Regions from separate parts of the Homo sapiens genome. Here region 1 is linked to region 2. The links are chromatin contacts, found by Hi-C or POLR2A ChIA-PET in ENCODE. All regions are on one chromosome and are shown on one strand. The core of a region is the stretch at or near the end of the contact, and the rest is flanking DNA. Distances in the headings are between cores, read along the strand shown. Region 1 has its middle 21 kb from the start of BCAS1-AS1. Region 2 overlaps ZNF217 (zinc finger protein 217).

Evidence for each region. Hi-C counts contacts between places; a loop is a spot of excess contacts on that map. ChIA-PET counts read pairs that join two places held with the same protein, here RNA polymerase II (POLR2A). Pooled maps may share reads with other maps.
Region 1: a loop to region 2 is called in a map with no recorded cell type, with 5 times the contacts of the local background. The contact joins two enhancer-like sites. A Hi-C loop is called at or near these places in 4 of 37 single-sample maps with no recorded cell type and 13 of 50 pooled maps. POLR2A ChIA-PET finds 5 or more read pairs at or near these places in 12 of 52 experiments (CD4-positive, alpha-beta memory T cell, CD8-positive, alpha-beta memory T cell, GM12878 and 7 more).

The regions. Positions count from the first base shown.
Region 1 is chr20:53,892,568-53,895,629 of GRCh38, reverse strand. No RefSeq gene overlaps it. Among named protein-coding and RNA genes, the nearest start is that of BCAS1-AS1, 21 kb to the left of the region's middle. Within about 2 kb of position 1,794, at least 7 of the 41 ENCODE cell types and tissues checked have a DNase peak (open chromatin) inside an H3K27ac peak, as active enhancers do; they include GM12878 and OCI-LY7, where a contact is called at or near this core.
Region 2 is chr20:53,578,354-53,581,663 of GRCh38, reverse strand. It overlaps ZNF217 (zinc finger protein 217), which reads left to right. Exons shown (of 6, transcript NM_006526.3): 2 at 1-203; 3 at 3,214-3,310. Among named protein-coding and RNA genes, the nearest start is that of ZNF217, 14 kb to the left of the region's middle. Within about 2 kb of position 1,748, at least 26 of the 41 ENCODE cell types and tissues checked have a DNase peak (open chromatin) inside an H3K27ac peak, as active enhancers do; they include GM12878 and OCI-LY7, where a contact is called at or near this core.

The DNA.
Region 1 (3,062 bases), core at 545-3,044, 310 kb before region 2:
GCTCACGTCATCTGAATTCCATCTTATAATAAAAAAGAAATCAAGCAAGGTAGGGCCAGGCAGGGGCTAAATAAGAGCCTGAGGCAGACAGATAAGTCTTCAGTTGCAGAGTTGAAACTGTCACCGGTGATGATATAAACAGTTGTACCATCTGTGTGATGCCTTTATCAGGTTGGGGGACAGGCTCTGGAACCAGACCCCTTAGGTTCCAATTCAGGTTCAGCACTTACTGGATGCAAGTTAATTAAAGGTTCTGTACCTCAACATCCTTATTTGTAAAATGGGAATAATACTAAGACTTCCATTATACGTCTATGATGAGGATGAGATGAGTTGATACAGAAAAAGTACTTCCAGGAGTCTCTGGCCCACGGCAAGCACCAGTAAGTAGCCTCTCCTCTTTATCCCCAGTGCATCTTCTTCATCGTTAGTTAATTCGGCTGCTCTCAGCCCCCATGAAGTGGCTAGCACAGAGAGGCAGGACTGCAGGATGTCAAGGCTTCATGTTCAGATGGTCTTGGGTTCGCACTCCTTGCAGTGACAAGCTGTGTGACAGAACAAAACTACCTCTTTGTGCCTCGGTGGCCTCATAGATACCACCTCAATAATACCACATCATTATGGAAACTTTATGAAGGCTATATTAACGAATGGGTGCAAAATGCTCAGCTCAGTCATTTCTCAATAATAATGACTCTTTTTATAAACATCCTCACTCTTTTTTTTTTTTTTTTTTTTGAGACAGGGTCTTGCTCTGTTGCCGAGGCTGGAGTGCAGTGGTGTGGTCACAGCTCACTGCAGTCTCAACTTCCTGGGCTCAAGTGATCTTCCTGCCTCAGCCTCCTCAATAGCTAAGACTACAGGCACACACCACCATGCCTGGCTAAATTTTTTGTAGAGATGGAGATCTTGATTTGTTGCCCAGGCTGATCTCAAACTCCTGGCCTCAAGAGATTCTCCCGCCTTGGCTTCCCAAAGTGCTGAGATTACAGGTGTGAGACACTGTGCACAGTGAAACAGCCCCATTCTAATGATGAGAAACTGAGAAGCAAAAAGGTTAAGGATTAAGAACCTAAAGATGCAGAAATCCAGCCAGCGTGTTGGCTCACGCCTTGTAGTCCCAGCTACTAGGGAGATTGAGGCAGGAAGATAGCTTGAGTGCAGGACATTCAGGCAGCAGTGCGCCATGATGGCACCATTGCACTCCAGCCTGGGTGACAGAGCCAGACCCCATTTCTAAAACAAAAAAAAAATCAAATAACTAAAGATACAGAATTTTCAGCTTTTTCTGCAAGAGTGGTGCACCCTGAAGTATGTTATACCAAACACTGGTGGGATACAGAAGGGTATTCAGAGAGCTATCGGCAACATTATGTATTACTTTTTTTTCTTTTTTTTTTTTTTGTGGTGGAGTCTCGCTCTGTTGCCCAGGCTGGAGTGCAGTGATGCGATCTTGGCTCACTGCAACCTCTGCCTCGTGGGTTCAAGCAATTCTTCTGCTTCAGCCTCCCGAGTAGCTGGGATTACAGACGCACGCCACCACGCCCGGCTAATTTTGGTATTTTTAGTAGAGACGAGGTTTCACCATGTTGGCCAGGCTGATCTCAAACTCCTGACTTCAGGTGATCCGCTCGCCTCGGCCTCCCAAAGTGCTGGGGTTACGGGCATGAGCCACTGCACCTGGCTGTATTACTTTTAATAGTTGTGTATTTTCATGAACACATATATACTTAAGGGTGGAGGGTGGGGTGGGGAGAGGATGGAAAAACTACCTATTCGTACTATACTTATTACCTGGGTGGCAAAATAATCTGTACACCAAAACCCCATGACACACAATTTACCTATATAACAAACCCGCACGTGTACCCCTGAACCTAAAAAAAAAGTTTAAAAAAAGCATTCTTTAAAAAAAAAAACGGTATGTATTTTTTTCACAGTTTCTATCTGTGGCAAGAAAATCAGCCTCCCATTTACCATAGTGACATAAAGTTTCCTTTTTATGTCAGTGTAGTCAATATCCAAATAATGAAAGAAAAATCTTAAGTCAACACTAAACAAGGCAGCAAGAGATATGGCAAAAATCATGAAGTTCATATGTGAGCAGCGGCATGAGAGACACTGTGGTAGACCACATCTGGTGATTCAAATCGCCCAGCAAGATGGTCAAGGGGCCCCTTCAAGGGTTGCAGACAGTGACAGTCTTGTGATTCACTCCCACGTTCTTCATAAGTGAATCTTTCCTTTCTCTGGGTACACATTGACCTATTCCTTCATGAATTTCTTAACCACAAATTAGAACCATGTTATGACCGTCTTGGTCTCCAATTTTTCATCTTTCCTAACTTCCCCCTTGATGTCATTAACTGGTGTGTGTGTGTGTGTGTGTGTGTGTGTGTGTGTGTGTGTAAAAGACAGAGAAAGAAAGGCTGAGGGAGAGAGGGAGAGATGCTTGTGAACAAAGACCATACATGCCTCTCTTGTTCACACCACCTGCTTCAATAATGGACATGTGGGAGTGGCTTAATAGTGATCGTTTACCGTGTGCTATGCATGCATGATTGTTTCTAATCCACCCAGCACTTGGCAAGGCAGATAGTATCACACTACGATTTTTACAAATGAGGAGGAACTTGAGGCTTACAGGGGTGAGGTGGACCCAAGTGGAAGCAGCTAATGTGACAATATTAGAAGTTGAACCTGGGTAGCCTAAACTTAGAGCCTAGATCTAAACCCTTACCCCATTGTCACCCACTTTAAAAGATGCCAGGGAGAGGAGGGGAGGGGAGGGGAAGGGAGAGGGGAGGGGAAGGGAGGGGGAGGAGAAGGGAGGGGAAGGGAGGGGGAGGAGAAGGGAGGGGAAGGGAGGGGAGGGGAGGGGAGGGGAGGGGAGGGAAAGAGAAGGGGAAAGGGAAAGGGGAGATAGAGGCAACAATATTATTTTTATTTTTTATTTTTTTGAGACAGAGTCTTGCCCTGTCACCCAGGCTGGAGTGCAGTGGCACAATCACAGCTCACTGCAACCTCTGCCTCCTGGGTTCAAGTGATTCTCCTGCCTCAGC
Region 2 (3,310 bases), core at 499-2,998:
CCAGCTGGTCTTGCACTCCAGGGTCCACAAGAAGGACCGGAGGGCCGGCGCGGAGTCGCCCACCATGTCTGTGGACGGGAGGCAGCCGGGGACGTGTTCTCCTGACCTCGCCGCCCCTCTGGATGAAAATGGAGCCGTGGATCGAGGGGAAGGTGGTTCTGAAGACGGATCTGAGGATGGGCTTCCCGAAGGAATCCATCTGGGTAAGCTGCCCTGTCTCCGTCCCGTGCTGTTCCGCCTGTGTCTGTCTGTCTCCCCGTCTCCCCCTCTCTATTCCCATCTCCAGACAACGCTGGCCAGGAATGGGGTTTGGAGAGCCAGAGTCAAGTCCAGGCTCTTTTTGGTATCACTCTGTGTAAGTCATTTAACCTCTCAGGGCCTTAATTTTCTCATTTCTGTAATAACAGGGTTGAGTTAAGAGGTCTCCTTGTTCTGAAAATATATATATATTTTTTAAACGTGTATCGTTTTGCTCACAAAACACACTTTAAAAAAAAAATAACTTGTGCATCCAGCCCAAATGCACTGCTTCTTAACTGGGGCGATTTTGTTCCCAATCAGTATCTGGCAATGTCTGGAGGCATTTTGGTTGTCATACTGTGTGTGTGGGTGTGCCTGCTGGCATCCAGTGGGCAGAGGCCAGGGACACTGCTCAGCATGGTACAGTGCACAGGACAGCCCCATCATCAAAGAATTATCTGGTCCCAAATGTCAATAGTTTGAGCATTGAGAGACCCTAGCCTTCACTTAAGTTTTTCTGGCGTTCCTGATCTTTTTCTGTAGTGAATTTCTAGTGGCCATAAAAGGTACTGGGAGTGATGATCAACTAGAGCCAGGAATATTATTTGGGCAGCCGTTTGGTGCTGTCCAAAACCTTGTCCTTTCTGTCTGGCAAGCTAGTATCCATTTATAGGTACCTCAGGAACCCAAATGATTTGTCATAAAATACAAGGAATGTGAGCACACTGAAGACATTTTTAAGAAGGCTCATTTGCTCAGCAGAATTTTCAGTGTACTAGTGGCATTTATAGAAAGAGAAGGTGATCACTGAAGGCATGCTCACATAATATTCCTGAGCCCTGGTGGGCGTTATCTAGGGCAAAGGATTCCACCTGTGTTTGGAGTTGCGCCCATCCTCACTGTAGCCAGAGCTTCTCCTATCAGAGTTTAGTATTTTGTTTGAATAGAGGATCTTGCTGCTTAAAACAGTTGAAAAGACCCTGATGGGCAGGCCGTAATTGACAAGCGAATGATGGGAACATGAATCGGTCTTAGGGAAGCATCTGTCAAAGTGGTCCTCGGTTAAAACAAGTGCCTCCTCCTCTCAGTGTCACTTGATTGTGTGCTTGAATTCTTCGGAAAACTGGGTGTATGAGACCCACGATGAATTTGCCCACACGATTGATTGGACTCTTCCTTCACCTGCTCTTCAGCCAGTGCCAGTTCCTTTTCTGATCATGTGATTGACGTGAGAACTGTAGTCTGTATATCAAATCTTTAGAATGTTTTTGAGTTTCCTGGGACACAGGAAACCCAGCACTTAGCATACTACAAATCTAATGTCTTAATGGCATCATAAAAAGAGGCTTTAAACACAGACTCCAGTTAGCTAAGTGGTTTCTGCTAGTGCCGGTACTGTTGCAGGGGCCCTGTGAGATGCCCCAGTTCCCTGAAAGAAATGAAAAGGCCAGTTACCGGTAGGTGGTGTGGAAAACATGGGCTAGATCATCAGGCAGGACAGAATGCCTGGCTGTGGGTGGGAGCACCCCAGCTTGGCGTTGAGTTCTGGTTCTACCACTGCGTTGTTTTGTGACCAATTATGAGTTGCTTAACCTTTCTTTGCTACTATTTCCCTGTTTGCAAAATGGTTCATTGACCCCTGTCTTCCACCTCCCAAGGACAATTTCAACAGCCTATTTGTAAAAAGATCACAGTCCTTTAAAAAATATAACTGTAAAGTCAGAGGTGATGCTTGAAAGAGCAGGAACCAGGTAGATGTGGAAATGTCATGTCCTTTGTTCTAAAGAAAAGGCATTTCATAGCTTTTTGGATATGACGCAACATACCATAAATCCTGACACATAGTTGGGAGTCGGAAATTGCAACAACGCCCAGTTATAAACCCAGCTAGTTTGGGTATGATTGTAAGAAAAAAAAGCTGGCCATTCTGTATTTGGGGAATTGATTTTCCTAAACTTATATTATCTTAGTAGTCTAGATTTATCATATTGTACTATCATCCTGGCTTTTTTAAGACTTAAGAAGATCAAGTAAATTTTTTTTTCTTTCTTTAGACACTATATAGATCATCAAGGGTGTCTGTCTTACAGGTGGATAGTGATATGATCTACAGTGAGGGGACATTTATTTAAAACTTAAACATTCATGTGTTTTGGGGGTGGTATTTTAACGGCAGCACCTCTGATTGTCTTTTGGAGGGCTGGTGTGTGTTTGAAGTTCTGTCCTCCTTCCAGTGGACTCTAACTTCTCCTGATGCACGTGAGACACATTGTCCTATTGTCCTGCAGAAACTAAAGCCAAACACTGTCATTTGGGGACAGGTTTTCATTTGTCAGATCTCTTTCGCCCACATGAGTGTTTGTGGACAATACAGCCTGCTTTCCAAAACTTTGCTAAATTTTGACAGACTTTCCTAGGTGCTTGCCCAATGCCAGACTTTCTTTTCTGTTGAAGATTAAGTTGTGCTTGCTGCCCTCTAGTGGTCAGTTGTTTAATCCTAACCTTAAACGGCTTATTTTTCCCCTGGTGGTTGGGAAGTTGACGGTTTGTAATTGGCTCATTTTTCTAAATTATTCTGAAGAAGATAATTTTTCCCGCCAGTATGTATGTCCACCTTCAGTTTGCCAGATCCTGCCTGCTCAGAGACACTGAGAACCGGAAGCTGCCCGGGCAATTCAGTCTATGAAATGATCTTTCTTGTGATTAAGGCAAACGAAGAACTGAATGTTTAATAGTGTACTCTGCTGTACCCAGAAAAAAACAAAACAAAATCATGTTATAACACTCTAAAACTTCAAACAACCTCCAACAGCATTTGGTGTGTGTCTAGCCGTTTTGTTCTAACCCGATGTTATATAAAAGAATTTTTTCATGCTTTCCAAAAATGTTTATGTCAAGAATATTTAAGTCAGCATGCCTTATTCAGGTACTTCAGCTACCTTCTTATATAAATATTTTTGTTTTTCCTTTAAGATAAAAATGATGATGGAGGAAAAATAAAACATCTTACATCTTCAAGAGAGTGTAGTTATTGTGGAAAGTTTTTCCGTTCAAATTATTACCTCAATAT